2 separate regions of the Mus musculus genome follow, and region 2 is linked to region 1. The links are chromatin loops, found by intact Hi-C in ENCODE. Cell type or tissue: left cerebral cortex. All regions are shown on one strand. Each heading gives the region's core, and the rest is flanking DNA. Links, peaks and the distances in the headings are about the cores only. Region 1 has its middle 38 kb from the start of Myct1. Region 2 holds the start of Gm23573 (a small nuclear RNA gene).

The links. A loop is a pair of places that touch in the nucleus more often than their neighbours do. Peaks named below come from ENCODE experiments on the same cell type or tissue, not always from the same donor. Only the 100,000 strongest peaks of a DNase experiment are listed, where the experiment ranks them.
Region 2: a loop joins it to region 1, with 3 times the contacts of the local background. A loop is called at or near these places in 5 of 42 quality-filtered maps.

What each region holds. Positions count from the first base shown.
Region 1 is chr10:5,551,641-5,559,984 of GRCm38, forward strand. No RefSeq gene overlaps it. Among named protein-coding and RNA genes, the nearest start is that of Myct1, 38 kb to the right of the region's middle. In left cerebral cortex, for the core only: CTCF peaks have their summits at 3,508 (motif pointing left) and 6,987 (motif pointing left); a DNase peak (open chromatin) is centred at 3,535.
Region 2 is chr10:5,355,964-5,364,307 of GRCm38, forward strand. Syne1 (spectrin repeat containing, nuclear envelope 1) reads right to left here. Exons shown (of 146, transcript NM_001347711.1): 16 at 5,522-5,618; 17 at 4,711-4,913; 18 at 2,978-3,142; 19 at 2,371-2,523; 20 at 714-857. It overlaps Gm23573 (a small nuclear RNA gene), which reads left to right and starts at 1,210; the gene lies at 1,210-1,316. In left cerebral cortex, for the core only: no CTCF peak of the experiment used is centred there; DNase peaks (open chromatin) are centred at 811, 2,810, 2,970, 3,678 and 2 more places; H3K4me3 peaks cover 2,483 bases; H3K27ac peaks cover 1,789 bases.

The DNA.
Region 1 (8,344 bases), core at 287-8,286:
CAGAAACAAAATCATGTTTAGTCTCTAATCTCACTGATGGAAGGATTGCTTTATAAAGTGGATGCAGTTTCTCCTGGCCTCCGATCTCTCCATCACCTGGAGCCATCATCCCCACTATTTGCCTTCCAAAAAAAAAAAAAAAAAAAAAAAAAAAAGCCCAAAACAAAAACAAAAACAACAACAAAAACTCTCTCTTTTTCTAGATCCCATCAAAAGAACAAACGACACTTGTGATAGTTACTTCTAAAGGTCAACTTAAATTCTGAAGATCAGGTTGGCCTGTGGGTATAGCTGTGTGGGATTGATTTGATTTTCAGTTTACCCATCCCACTGTAGGGGAGACTACCATTCCCCAGGTTTGGCCCTAAACTATATAAAATAGTGCAATATAGCTGAGTTACTGAGAGGCAGCACAGGTACCTTCATTTCTCGTTCTGCTCTTAACTGTGGTTATGGTGTGACTAATGCTCACAACCTCTGTGATCCCCACCCTGCCCCTCACCCCTCCCCACAATGTTGGATTTTAACCTGGAGTTGTTTGCTAAATGAATAGAAATAAAACTGGAGGGGCTGGAGAGATGGGTCAGAGGTTAAGAACACTGGCTGCTCTTATAGAAGGACCCAGGTTTGATTCCCAGAAGTCATATGGTGGCTTACAGCCACCTGTAACTCCTGATCAGGGTGTCTGATGCCCTTTTCTGAACTCCACAGGGACAAGGCACACACATGTTGACGAGACATACATGTAGGTAAGATATTCATACAATAAAAATGAATAAAGAAATGAATTTGAAAATAAAACTAGATCAAAACTCGGGGCGGGGGTTAGCTACCTGTATTCTCTTTCCTTGAGTGTTGCTTTTGAAGAACAGCTAAACACTTTCTAGCATGATAGATTTTCATATATATGTATATATTAAATTATAATTTCTTATATAATTTCTTTTATATTTATTATATATTTGCCAGTGGTCTGCTATCAACCACATTCCTCCCACATAAATAAACTCTAATTGTAGGATCTTGTGGTTCATGATGTTTGGGTTGAAAGAGACAGAGTCTGAAATGCCAACCAATGCCGAGCCTGCCTCTACCTCTCCCTGTCACTTCCTGGAGCAGTCTTGTGGGGAGAGCCACCAGAGCCTAGTAGTTGTTCCTGGTCAGCATACTGCCCTCCTCAGTGAGCATCACCCTTCAAAATTACGAGGGGTGGGTATATACCATAAGCCGTTAGAGCCTTTTCGGTAGCTAAACTGCACAGCAGAACTGGGTTTGTGCCTTGAACTTCTTTCATTTACAGTGTGGAACAGGAATTAGAAGTGAGGCCAGACCCATGAATGGAAACCAGCAAGGAGAGTCCTACAGTCACCCTTTAAAGAATATCACCATAGTTTCTTCTTCATAGAATGATGGTTGTAGTGGATAGACTGATTTGAGAGAGAGTTAATAGAATGTGCAGAGGACATGGCTATAGGTGCTGCTATTGACCAAGTGCTTCTGTAGCCCCCATGCCCCAAACCATAGCTTCTATGAGTGCTTGGCATTGGTGGTGAGATTTAGTGCCCTTATAAAAGAGCCATGGCTATTATTGTGCCTATTCTGTCATGTAAGAACACAGCAAAAGGACAGGTCCCTGCGAACCAGGCACTGAGCTTTCTGGATCCATTATCTTTGGCTTTCAGGCCTCCAGAACCATAAGGGAGGATGTTGTATATAAGTCTCCAGACTATGTTAGTACAGAATAGCCCCAATATTGATATAAGGCATAAATAAACTCAAAAGTTGCAAAAGTTATACTTGATTGTACAGTGTTTAACAGCTTGGATTTTGAGAAAGGAAAGCCTGCTTCCAGCTCTACCATCAGTTGCCTGTGTGCTGTCAAGCTGGTAATTGCCTCTCGTAGATTCAGATTTTATAAACCTATGATTCAACATCACAATAGTTCCTCAATTAGAGAGCACTTGTGTTGCCTCGATGAGCTAATTCCTAGACAGTTATTAGTTCTTCAGTGTCTGTGTGTAGTCCTTGAGTGAAAAATGTAATTAGTAGTACTATCACCAGTATAGTTATTACCATTGTTGGCAAATTAAGACAAAATGATCGGTCTTCCCTTTTGTGATAGCCTGACTGAACTAAGAAATCTATTCCCCAGAATAGAAAGATATCTTCCTCAGTCGTCACAATATGACCAGCAGCTGCCTACACAGGCACCTGAGCCTCTCCTTCAAACTCAGGCTGTCCTTCATCCTTGCTTTCTTCCCACTGTGTGTAGAATGCTCCTCTCACACTAAAGTTGCAGTTGGGCCTAAAGGTAAAGACCATTTTCAGTCTAGTTGTATTCTGGTGCCCACATCTTCCTGCCCTAGACACTGTAAAATACAAGTTACCTACTGTGCCGACATGAACTCATCAAGTGATGGTTTCTGTTTCTGTCATGTCTGTTTTATGTAGTTGGGTGGATGCCATGGGCATCTGGCTATAGTTTAAAAAGATACTAAGATACTATTTATTAGAAGCCCTACCACTGGTGAGTCTCGGCCCATGTGAGCACATGTATTCTGTAACAAGAAGTATCCTCTCCACTTCTTTTCTTAACAGTGTTCAAGACTGGTTTGTTTGAAAAGTGCAGTGAAACTCAACAGAACAGATCTTTAGTGTTTTACAGGAAAAGGGGTAGGGTGTCATATTAGTAAGAAGGTAGATGCAGTCAGCAGCGGTCTTGATCGGCTTCAAGAAACTGGGGTTCCTCTTTCAAGACAGTGGCCTCAAGGGGAGTTACAGCCATCCAGAATAAGACTGGAAAGCAGTGGATCTCAACCTGTGTGACACAACCCCATTTGGGGGGACCCTCTCACAGGGGTCACCTAAACCCATCCAAAGCCACAGATATTACATTATGATTCATAGCAGTAGCAAAGTTACAGTTAGGAAGTGGCAGTGAAAATAATTTTATGGTTGGGGGTCACCACAACATGAGAGACTGTATTAAAGAGTTGCAGTGTTAGGAAGGTTGAGAACCACGGCTCGAGAGCTTCTCTGGGTCTCGGCCATGCCGTGATGCTTCGTAGCGTGTTATCTCTTTGCCTTCTGAGCCACAGCCAGAAGGAACTCCAGCGCCCCATAACTCTCATCCCTTTTCTTCCACAGGATGGCACAACCATGGCCAACTTGATCTCCTAAATTATTTTCTTTAATAAACTTTTTTTTTAACTTCAGGTAATTAAGGTACTGATCTTAGAAACCTAAAGAGGTCATTACCATAGTCAAATACAAGCTAATCCAACGACAAGCACCCCACCTTTGAAGGTCTAGAACTAGTCTGGAAATTCGTGTCATTCAGGAATCATGAAGGAAGACACAAAGCACGTTGAGATTATGATGCAGAGATGTGATGCTAGCTTTGCTGGGAGAGCCCTTGCTGTTATGCCCTGTGGGCCTTTAGCATTCAGGAAGCAGGGGTATAGATACCTACAGACCTCTGAAGGTGGCTGCTGCCACCCAGAGGTCAGCACAAGGCAGCTAATGCCGCCTTACACAGCTATGCTCTGAACTGATCCTGCTGTGTGAAGCACATTGAAGCTGGAGAGAGAATTTCTCAGTGTCTTCTTCGCCTTCTGAATCTTTCATGAAAGCATGACAGAATGTGAATTTCATCCAAACCCGAGGGGGAGGAGGCTGAGGAAATATAATCCCCAGACTTCTGGCTTCTGGGATACAGGAGAGAGAAGAGAGCTTTAAAGAGAACACTTCTCAATAAACCAACAAACAACAAATAAAAAACACTACCCTGCCAGTCACAACCTAGAGTTAAACAGGTTTCCTCAAATGCTAAAGTTAAAACTGAGACATTTCTCTTTCAAAAGATTGATCTCTTTAATATGCTATATAAGTTTATTAAAGTTACTTTCCAATTTTAAGTTAGGACTTTATGGTTAATTTCAAAATGGATTCAAAGCATGCGGTCACTCTTTTGCTCAACACCCATCGAAGCATTCTGTCTCAGTGATCCCTGTATAATCTATATGGTATAATCTATATGTATAATCTGTATGATATCCCAACCTCTCCATTAAGCCTTCCTCAACTACGAGTCTCCCCTGTCTATACTGCAACCACACACATGCTTCAGTGTTTCTGAAGATCACAGAGCAAGTTCCTGCCTCAAGATATTTTCATAGATTATTCTCTCTGCAATTAAACTCTGAGAATCACCCATAGCTTATACACTAACATTTTCCAAGTCTTTTTAGCAATGGCTGTATTAGTGAAGACTTTCCTGAAGGCCTTAGACAACAGTTAAACATTTAAAACTATTCTCCACTCTGTTTTTGTTAATTTTGTTGTATGTAGTGGTATTTAGTTCTTTTCTTTTGTTTTTGTTTGTTTGTTTGTTTGTTTTGTAGCCTTGGCTATCCTGGAGCTTGCTTTGTAGACCAAGCTGGGCTTGAACTCATGAAGATCCACCTGCCACTGTCTCCTGAGTGCTGGAATGAAAGGTGTATACCAGAACTGCCTGGCTGCAGAATTGGTTCTGAGTACTAACAAGTACTAAGTCTATACCCACTTATCTAGCTTCTCTGATTGACAGCTCTAAAATATGACTTACTCTAGGACAGATACTGTTTTCTGTCAACTCATATTCTCAGCACTTAAAACACTCAACACATAAAAATTACATAAAAACATTTGTGGAGTAAGAGCACTGATTAATATTTGTTGAAAAAGACACTTATTGCTATATGCATATCCTAATATGAGCTCATGGATGCTCATGCACAAGTAATGTGCCAGGTTTATCATGTCTGTGGAATCATGCTAACAGCAATTAGACACAGTTAGATTAATATGGAAGCCACAGAAATTATCAATATCTCTGGGAAGTCCTGATCCTCAGTGGATGGTCCACACAAGAAACTCGTATGTTTCATGATGGCAAGAGAAAGAAAATGCTGCTTTCTTTTCCTTTTGATTTTCTTTTTAGTTGAGGAGTTTTTGCATCTCAGAACTATGTCTGAGGTGCAAACCTGCACAACAGCACAACCGCAAATGTGCTCCTGGGAGTACATTTGGATGTGTTATTTCATGACTAAAGTGGGTCCTGAGAAGTTAACAGCTTTGTGAAGTCGCTTGATACACGCCCTTCTGAGACGGAATGATGATGGGCATGTACGCCTTGGGTTGGTGAGTCTATGCCTAAATGGATTGGCATCCTTTTCTCTTTCGGTACCTATCTTACCATCATCTACCTTTTCTCTTTTTTTCAAAGGGTTATAACATTTTCAACATATTCCTAACAGTAATTTCATAGACCACCAGCACTCTGTCTAGTCTTGTGAACAACTCATTTTCTAAAAACTGTATATAGCCTAACATTTGTTCATAAGATAACGGTGCCAGTAATGACGTCAAGCCATGGATGATTTTGTAAAGAGAAGAGATTGTGTGGCTTGAAGAACTTCTTAATTGGATCCCTTCAAAGCATGTTCCAGAATGGCTGAATAAACTCACTGGCACAAGGTTTATGGGCCACTGGAAATATTTACTGAAATCTCTGAAAGGGTGATATGATCAGTGAGTCCCTTCTTCCTGGCAGATCTGGTTATCCATTTTTGATAAGCTAGAAAAAAATCGAGAATTATCAAATCAAATTTCAGTTCCGACCTCCAATTACCCAATGAGAAAAAAAATAGCTGACTCTGGCCAAAAGCAATACCAAGGAATTACTAGCTCCTGAAAGGTATACTTCAGAACTCATTGACAACCTCCCCCATAAGCTCCTCTTGTCACCTTCTCTTCTGCTGTCCACACGCTGTGTCCCTTCTCAGATAACTCATGTTTGTAGGATCCCTATTAGTAATAAGGGGACACAACACACTTGGTTTATCCATGAGGAAAAAATGTATACAAGCTCCAGGTCTTACCTTATGTGCTCAGCAAAGCTCTTTCATGAATCACTGTAACCAGGAGGACTAACATCCTCTAATTTGCCTTTACCTAACCGAGGTTCATATCTGGCATTCAACTTGGCATGTCTTCCCAAAGTAAATGGCCTTTATATGCACAGAGTAGATATTTGCACATGGGTACCACATTAGGAACATTTGAGGTAAGGTGTGTTTGCTTTTGTCTTCCCCAAGATGTCAAATGGCACAGTGTGAATTAGGCATAGTTGAGACATTGGACATAACAGAGGACCTTGGAAAAGATAACAGAAGAGATACTAGACTTGAAGGAAAACGGGGGAAGGCGGGTCACTAGGACTCAAAGTATGTAGCATGGAACATATTGGTGGGAATGGCCCAGGGCACCACTGCAGAAAATATGGCAGTGTGCAGACAGACATGGTACTGGGGAAGGGGCTGAAAATTCTTCATCCACATCTACAGGCTGCAGGAAGTTAATGTTACACTAAACAGGGCTTGAGAATTTGAGAACTCAAAGGCTGCTCCCACAGTGACACAAACAACAAAGCCACACCTACTCCAAGGCCACACCCACTCCTACAAAGCCACACCTTCTCCAACAAGGACATACATTCCCCTATGGACCTATGGGGGCCATATTCTTTCAAAACATCACATTAATTAATGGGAAATATTACTTGCCTTTTCAGAAAGCTTCCAAACCCTCACATTTTCTCCATTAAGAAGCTATGACATGGATTCCTGCACATGGGCAGTGATAGTGATGTGAACAGTAGGGGCATGTCTAATCATACAGGACTAGACTCTACGTATGTGAGATCTACAATACTTCATCACGATACTTAGTGACAAGTTACTTGTCTATGTATTGGCCATGCTATGCTTTTAATTATTAATCTAATGTGTACCCACCTGCTTATAAGAAAGAGTTTAGAGGCCAAGGAAATAGCTCAGTGCCTATGAGCCCATTAATGCTTTTGCAAAAGATCCAAGTTTGGTTCCCAGCACCTACATTAGGTAACTAACTCTCAACTGCCTACAACTCCAGCTTTAGGGTATTTGACACCCTCTTTTGGCCTCTTTCAGTACTGCATTCACATGAATAAAACCAACACACATACACACATAATTTAAAAAAAAAAAAACTTTAGAGTGAAAGTTTGCAGCTGTAAGCTGTGTTCATTGGCTGACACTTCACACATTCCCAGTTTACAAAGCTTCTCTTGATTGTATCAACAGACTACTGTGGGTGTTTGCCTTAGCACTGCTGTTAGTTGGTTAGGACCTGTGGTGGTTCATACAAAAACATGTCCTCTGTAGGTTCACATATTTGAACACATGGTCCCTGGTTGCTGATGATGATTGGGGTAGCTATGGGATTTTTCTATATGTGTCATTTTGCTAGAGGAAGTAGGTCATAGGATGGGCTTTGGGGGTTTACAAGACTTCCCTCATATGCAGTTCACTTCCTGTTTGTCAGTGATGATGATCTCTTGGCTTCCTGCTCTTACCACCTGCTGTCATGGACTCTCTCACTGTAATTATAAGATCAAATAAACTCTTCCTTCTGGAAGTTGCTTCTGGTCATGTTGTTTTATCAGAAAAATAACTAACATAGCCTCCATCTTTAGAAGCTCACATGTCCTTAATTATCCCTTCAAAGACTCTGACACCAAGTACAGACGTTTTAGGGTTAGAGCTTCACATGCAAGCCAGGAAGGAGGCATTGTTCAGTCCAAAAGGGAGGGATGCAAAGATATCCTTGAGTTCCTCGATGAGAGACAATGAGTGCTGAAATAAGCTGATGGCAGTCGAAAGGCAAAGGAGGTGATCAATTGTAGACAGCATTTCACAGGCAAAAGCTGCAGCCACTGAGGCAGCAGGGCCAAACCTCCAATGCTGAGTCTGGGGAACAAAGAAAATAACTCTGTGTTAAGGAAAAGATGGGGCTATGTTCACGTGTATTTCTGCATTTTCGCTCCACCCCTCTCTGTTTTTGTTTCTTCTATTTTCTCCAAACTGCTAAGTTAGCAGAACATCTGATCTTCATGCCTTCCTTAAGACAATCCCTGGAAACAAATTTCCCTGTCACCCTGGTGACCCTCTGCTGTCCCTTCTGCCACTTTCTGCACAGCCACCACAGTTGTTCTTTATCTGCTTACCGGTTCCTCTGGATTTTTTGGTTAATTTTCCTCCTTCCAGTATCTGCTGTCCTGTCTTACTCTGTCTGTATTGTCCTTAGGAATGCTTAGGTCTGGGACAACAGGGAAAAGCATTTACTACCAAACCTGATGAATTACATTTGCTCTGTGGGGCCCACAAGATACAAATAAAGAACTGATTCCAACAGTTTGTCCTCTAACCTTCATGTAGATACCCACAGAAATACACACACACACACACACACACAGAGAGAGAGA
Region 2 (8,344 bases), core at 69-8,068, 200 kb before region 1:
ATTAATCCTTCAATACTGATTTCACCTTGTACACTAGCTCTTCTCTCTGACTTCAAAGGCACTTCAGCCTTCATTTATCCTCTGACTCCTCCTCATACAAAACCATGGCTCCTGTGCTTATCCTCACTTCTCCTATTTGCTGGAAGGTAATTGCCCGCAGTTAGGAGGGAATTTGAAAGCAATGAAATTGTCTTAAAACTCACATTTAGATAAAAGTTTCTAATGGAATACTCAAAGCTCTTGATAAAAAAGTCTGTCAACAAGAGGAGGCCATGTTAGTAGAAAAAAACACATGAGTAGATAGACTGGATTTATATTAAGTAAATCTTAACAAAAATCTCAATGCAATAGTATAGTCTTCTCTTCTTCCTCTTCTTCTCCATCCTCCTCCTCTGCTTTGTCCTACATCTGTCTCCATCTCTCCTTCTATACCCTCTGTTTTATATCATTTAACAGCTCTCTCCTGAAAACCCCAGACTTTTCTACTGAAGCAGAGCTTAGAGCAGTCCTAAATTAGGAAGGACGTCAAAAAGGTATCAGCATACCATTTTATTTTTTAAATATATATCAAAATTTCTATATCAGGACCTCAGGGTAGCTAAAAGGTGGACAAGTCAAGGATGCATCCATGGGTAACCATGGAGATAGAAACCACTCCCAGGCAGTATGGTTGCTCCGCCCGCCGCATGGTGTAGCATGAAGTATTCTCCCACCTTGGAGAGCTGTTCTTTGAGCTTGGACATGGTTGTAAGCATTTCATTCGCTTCTTCTTGGGGACTTTCTTTGGCAAAGAGATGTGCCTTCTTGGCAATCATCTTGTACTGAGCATCCATCACAGGCACCCTCTTCTCCAGATCCTGCGTGAGTCATTGAAGCAATTAGTGCACAATGCATCTGTGCAGAATACCACAGAAAGAGGGACAAGGAAATCTGTATGCATTTTGTGAAATTCTATCCTCACTACCAACTCCTTTAGGAAAGCCATTGCTTTTGGTCTTCAATGACATACAGGCAGCACTATACTATATGTATACACTAAATTTTCTTTTTAAAATGATCAGATATTCTTAAGTCAGTGCCAAGATTATTTGATGTAATCTTTACACTTTCTAAAATAGGCTAATGTAATATTAAAACACTCATACATGCAATGCATGCAAATGCATGGAAGCAATACAGGGGGAAATCTTGACTTTAAGAATTAAACTGGCGCTTGCTTCAGCAGTACGTATACTAAACTTGGAATGCTACAGAAAAGATTACCATGGATCCTGTGCAGGGTTGACACACAAATCTGTGAAGAGTTCCATATTTTTTTTATTCTTATGGAAGATTTGGGGGAAGGATTGAGGGTCCTGGAAGAGATAGGAACTCCACAGGAAGACCAATGGTGTCAATTAACCTGGACCCCTTGGACTCTCAGAGACTGAACTACCAACCAAAGAGCATACATGGGCTAGACCTAACCCCCCCCCCAGGCCTACCTCCACCCCCACCCTTTCACATATGCAGCAGATGTACAGCTTGGTTTTCTGTGGAATATTCTCTTCTAGTTGGGCTGCCTTGTCTGGCCTCAGTGAGAGAGGATGCACCTAGCCCCACAGAGGCTTGATATACTAGTGTGGTGGCATATACAGAAGGGAGTCTCCACCCTCTCAGAGGAGAAGGAAATGGAGATAGCAATCAGGATGTAAATTGAATAAATAACAATAAAAAGGGAGTTAAATGATATTTACTTTATAAAAAATACATATACATTGTCACTGGAAAAAACCTGGAAATTTAGCATGGTGGAAATTTTAATTTCTTATCATTTCCCATGGTGGCAGCTAAAGTCAACAGTTCACCATGGTTGATACTCTTTTTTTCCTATGTATATTACTTAAAAAAGTTTAAACTATTTACAAAAACTAAAAAAGATAACACTCTAATCTATTTTTTTTTCATTCAAGTAATTGTTCAAACTTCTCCTGTCAGTAAATAACTCCATTATTTCACTTTTGAAACATACAGGCTTTTAAGAAAATGCCAAGGCCAAATTCATGCAGCAAACCCTGTATTGTTTAGGGCATTTATTTGGAAGTCCTGTCTAAAGGGGTTTTTTTGTTTGTTTGTTTTTGTTTTCCTAATGTTTTATAATTTGTATTTAGGAAAAGAATCCCATGTTGAAAAGTTATTTTGAAGTTCCTTCATATTTTCAAAAGATACCTTCCAAAAATTCAAGTTTATTTTCTGCACAAGCCAACAAATATGTAGACCTGTCAAAATGATCTCTCTGATTCGGAAACAGTTTCCTGGAGACCTGGACAGCCTGTCTAGTTTTTACTTTTACAGTGTGTGTTTCATTTCTTTGATCCAGATAGCCCTTACCTCCAAGTCTTGAATTAATAACTTGACATTGATAAAAGAGACTTCTAAAGGCTCAGAGAGTTTCCTGTGGGCTTCAGTTGCAAAACCAAAGAGGGTGGTAGTGACGTCTATATACTCTTTCTTCATTCTGTCCATCTCGTCTGCTCTTGCATACTGAGGAGTGGGGAAAGAAGTATTTGAAAGTCATCAAAGCTGTGACTCTAGAAGCCCACAGCCTTCGCTGGAAGATAGCCTCATATACGGTAAGAAAAATTCTAATTCCTGATTCTTATTTTAGATAAGTTTGAAATAAATCCAGTTACCTTAACAGAAAAAAAAAAGAAAAAAGAAAAAAGGAACAAGCAAGCAGTAAGAAGCCAGGATTTGAAAAGCAAATCTCTTTGCCTATGCAGGCGCCATATGTCAACATAATCCTTAACCGAACACTATGTTCTGTTAATGTTCCTCCACCATAAACAGACAAGAATGAATAATTAGCAATAAAACTCAGGCAGTTTTTAACAGTTCTCTATTCCACCCTAATAATTGCAGTAAAACTGGCTGTCAGCAAGTTGCTGCACACTGATGGCACACGCATCAGAAGTGAGTGTTGGTTTGAAGGACATACTTGCTTGACTTCCATGAAGAGCTCCCTCCATCGACCGTTCAATAAGAGCAACTGCTGTTTAAGGTCTCGAGAAACAATCTCATCACAGGTTTCAATCAGGAAATTCCCGGCATCGTTCATGGCTGTGTGCTGCTGAATCCAGTGAGGCAGATTTCGAAAAAAATCCTAACCGAGGAAGGACACGCACTCATAAGTCACATACCAAATACTAATTATCGATATAACAAGAACCAAACCAAGAAGGTCTGTTTAAAAGTGTGTGGAAGCTTTAAGACAGATATCAAATCTCTTCCAAAACTCAGATTTTGAACAAGACTTCAGAATATGAGCTAGAAATGCCAGATGTCTTTGTTTTTCATTTTTCTTCCGTCACATGTACACATGGATGTGTGTGTGTGTGTGTGTGTGTGTGTGTGTGTGTGTGTGTGTGTGTGTGCGCGCACGCGCGCACATCAGTGGTTTCCTGGCTACAATTGTGTGCACACACAAGTGCTTGTGGAAGCCAGAGGACAACATTGGACTTCAGGTATTTTCCTTCATGCATTGAGGATTTCGTTATTTACCTTTTATTTTTTCTGTTTTCTTTTGAGCTGGGGTCTCTTACTGGCCTGGAGCCTGCCAAGTGTGTTAGGCAAGTGTGTTGCCTGGCCAGTGAGTCATAGAAACCCATCTGTCTTTGCCTCCCTGCACAAGAACTTCAGTCATGTGCCACCGTACCTACATATGTTTACATGGATTCCAGGGACTCAAAGCAAGTCCTTACCAAGCACTTTACCATCCAGGCTGTCTCCCAAGCCCATCTTTTTGCTTTTAACAATCAGGCACCAGACTTGCTGCCCAGGCAAGTCCTACACTTGCAGACTCAAGCAATCCTCCACCCTGAGTCAAATAAACGGCTGGGACTCCAGGCACATGACAGTGTACCTGACTATGTATATTATCATGTAAGGACATCTATGGCATCTTTTTATTGAAAAGAAAATAAAGCAAGAGGCCACCTTTTTTAATTCTCATTTTATATAAGAAGGAGCAGTCAATTATGCAAATGGCAGAGGCTTTTTCTTGTTGTTCAGGCCCGTAAAAATGACTGTAAGCAGTCTAAAATTTGAATATATATGTATACATAAGTATATGTTACATTCAGATTTCAAAGGAAATATTTTTCAGGCCAGACACTGAGGGCAAGGACAATGAACACAGTAATAGCTTCTATTCACAGTAACTGGCTTCTATTCATTTTAGATTATGAAACCCAAAAGAAAATATCTAAAGAGTTCAAGACTGTGGTGGTCCCACTATTCCATGGATCTACTGATACACAGATTCAGTACCCCCCCCCCGTGTGTGTGTGTGTGTGTGTGCATGCGCACATGCACAGATGTAGGCCTTGTGTAGGTAACAACAGCTGTGAATAAGAGACCTAGACAGGCCCATCTATGCAGACCTCAATGTGCAGATAGCACTGTCTGCTGCCCGTGAGATTTAGCTACCGCTTCACGAGTAGTCGATGAGTATTACTTGCTGCCTTTCTGAATGAGAATGTTAGATCGTTGTAAAAACAGAGATCTCTCTTCACAGAGCTTTGACTACACACTATTTACAGATCTAATCCCATTTAACTAGCTGGGGTAAATCTCTTAAGAAGGGTTCTTGAGTGAAATCATAACTATCTGACAGAATCTCTCATTCATGAATCCGGAGCATGCCCCTTCCTTTCCTGTGAAGAGCCTTACCTTCTTGGCATGTTCTGATTGGCTTAGCATTTTCTCTGCATCTTCTAGCCAGGCTTGGAGACTAGCCACGGTATCACCATAGCGATCCCAGTTGGAGATCACCTCCTCCAGCATGCTCCGTACACTCCGCACTTCCACGGAGAGGTTCCTCCACTGGGCAGTGGCTTCACTCATGAATTTCATCACGTTCTCAGCTTCCTCCACTGAGTCAGAAACAATCAATCAGAGACTCCATTCTGCACATAAAAGCCTCTCTCTATTTCCCTGTGTTCTTAAGCACCAGAAACAAGGGCATCGATCAGAAATACAAGATTCTATTCCCAGCAATTGTGGCAACATCTACAAGCTGTAAGCAAACATATCTTCCAAAGTTTATCTCCACAGTAACTTAAGCTCTCCTATCTATATTCAAGTTATTCCACAATTTGTAATCCCCTTGGAATTGCAGCTAGGCTGAAAAATTGCAACTTAGAAAAAGGAATGCTTATTTTTGTTTTATCTTAGAAGATTACACACAGGAAAAAAGTATCAATATGCAAGACAGACACCTCACAGAATTACTCTAAGTGTATAGTCACAAAGAGTCTACATAGTAAAACTATAATTGATCTGACCCCATAGAAACCTGTTGATTTTAAGTGCCCTTTAAGTTGGCATCAAAACAAGTTACATTTCATTAGGGAATTTTCATAATGCTATTTTTTAAAAAAGAAAAACCTGGACCACATTGCCCCCAGTCATCCTTACTTTCTCTTCTCTTTCCCTCCTCCCCAGCCCCTTCTGCAAACCCCCAGTGTGCTGTGTGCTATACCTGAGCCCTCTGCTTTGACGTATATGTCAGCTGTCTGTTTCAGGATCTGGTATGTCACTTCATACTGTTCAAAGAACTTGCTGTTTTCTATAAAAGACTAGAGAGGGATGCACAGTTGACAAGCAGTTAGCGAACGTTAGGCTTGACCACAAACGACAAGGTTTAATCTGCCTTATAAGCTTATGGGTATTTTATCCAAGGCTACCAACCTCAGTCTATTGGAAAATGCAAAATTAATTCCACTGTCATGAATTACTCCGGTTCTATGTGACCCATACACTGTGTCTACATTCTCAGTTCCAACTAAGCACCGGACGGAGAAAACATTCTATTTCTTTACTCTGCTAAGTTTTTTTTTTTTCCCCAAAGAACAGAATTTTCTCCAGAGGATCTGGGACTAACATTTAGAAAGTGCTAAATTTGGGGGAACATTTTAATGTCCCACTGCGTTGGAGCTATAGAAGTCTGCTGTTCTTTGAACATTAGCCCTGGGGGATGACTGACTGCTTTGAGGAAATTCCAGTTAAAAATATATGACAGTGAAAACACTTTTGTTAAAAATAAAAAAGTAAAAAGTTTAAAAATAATTGTATATGCTTCCCATATTAAGGATGGTTTCATATTTCAATTACCTAGCCCCACCCCCCAAATGTACAGACTAAGATACAGCTTGTGTTAATCTGCACAGAGTCTACATACAAAATAAAATCAGTGTTACTGCATAGAGACAAGGAAAGTGAGAACTCAAAAAAACGTCTTAGGTAAACTTTGCATTAATGCTTAACTCCCTACCCCCCATGCTGTTTGAAGGATTGTACTTAATACTCCAAGTAGAAAATCAATACAATTACAGCTAGCAATTAATGTGTCTCCAAAATCTCTTCCAGTTCTCCTACTAGCAGAATGAATTCTAAGCATTTACCAATTAAAATAGTTAAGAAAGATCATCACTATGATAAAATGCAAAGTTATGCTTTGCAAACTGGAGCTTTGTACAGTGTGCTAGCAGCTCTAGCACATGCTAACTGATGTTTCATATAGAGGCAAAACGGCTCATAAAACAGTATCATGAACATTCTTAGATCTTTACCACTAGTTACCTTGTTTCAATATAAAACCCTATATCATATATGATATGCTAATATATTATTATAATTATATATTATATGTATACAATGTATTATATGTCGAGAATATTAAGAATATATACTATACATTACATATACTTATATATGTATCTTTAAATTAAAATTATATAATTTAGTTTATTAAAAATATGACTAAAACTGGGTTATAGAATCAAATGTACTCTTAGCATGGATGATAGGAAAAGTTAAGACACTACTTATGATGTTGAAACAAAAATATTAGAAGTAAGAACATTTCTGCCTTTCATTTATAGATAGACATAATAAAAGCACATTACTTTCACCGAGAAAGCTAAATCAGACAATTATATATAAATCTTTTAAAATTTTATCATGGTTGTTTATTTACATTAAACATTATACACATACACATATATATCCTATATGTATAATTATATGTTATATGTAATTGTATTATATAAGATGTAATTATATATTCTATTACATTAAATACTAACTACAGTGAGGACTGTTTAATATTTACAGCACATTTGTAAATTATTCTCTAGAAATAAAGTGGATACAGAAAGCTATTAATTCCATGGTCTGAGAGGCTTCTGTGATTATTTTATTGAATGACTTTAATAGGGATTTTTGTTTAGCTGAGAATGGAATATGACAATAGTTGTCTAGAAAATTCATCATTTAGTCTTAAGTCCTACTCTTACTCCCAAACTAGGGAAAAGAATAATTTGGCCTTAAATGGTGAGCCATTCTAATCAAACAAGCAAGCCATTTTGGTTTAAAAATGGAATGTTATATTTAATACTCAAAATGGTGTTTGAGCAATTGAAGAAACAACAGCTCTTTACAGAGAAAACTATTGTCTCCGTGGAGTTACTGCAAACCGCAAGAAGCTAAGAGAAGACTAGAGAGTGGCAGCCATAGTGCCTTGGCTGCTTAAAATATCCTTGCCTGACTAAATTTCAAATTAATTACAGGTGAATAAAAAGAAAATGCTTATTTCTAGCTTTGTCTTAGGCCTAAAAATAGGAGGCAAGATAAGAATAAAACCAAAGAATTCATTATCATTGAGCTTTCCTATGAGAACAATTAGACAATTAATTTTTTAAAAATCCTATTTGTTATTTCAAACATTTACCGGCCCCAGTGATTTGGAGAAGCCCCTGAACAGTGAAGTTGTCTGGGACAGCCACGCTCACAGGAGCTTGCGAAGCCTCCGTTTTACTGTGTCAGACATGTCTCTCAGGGAAATGCACATTTTAATTTAAAATGACATGGTTAATTTACTTTATTAATAATGTGGCTAAAACTGGGGTATGGAATCAAATGGACTATTATTAGCATGGATGATAAAGTAAGAAAAATTAAATTACTACTTAATGATGTCAAAACCAAAATATTAGAGGTGAGAACATTTCTGCCTTTAATGTACAGACATAATAAATACAACCTCATTCATTTCACCAAGAAAGCTAAACCAGCTAATTATAAATCCTTTAAATTTTATTAGGGCTGTCCATTTACATTAAAAATTGTTGTGAATGGTAAGGTAAGTATTTGTGTTGTTTATGGTGGACTTGAAATCTCTACAATTCCAAGACATTTTCTTTCTTTCAGATGAAAAATAGAAACATTGAATTTCTGTTTCCCTAGCAAAAATGGACACTTCATGTTTATTATCAAGACCACTGCAAACAATTCTGACATCAAA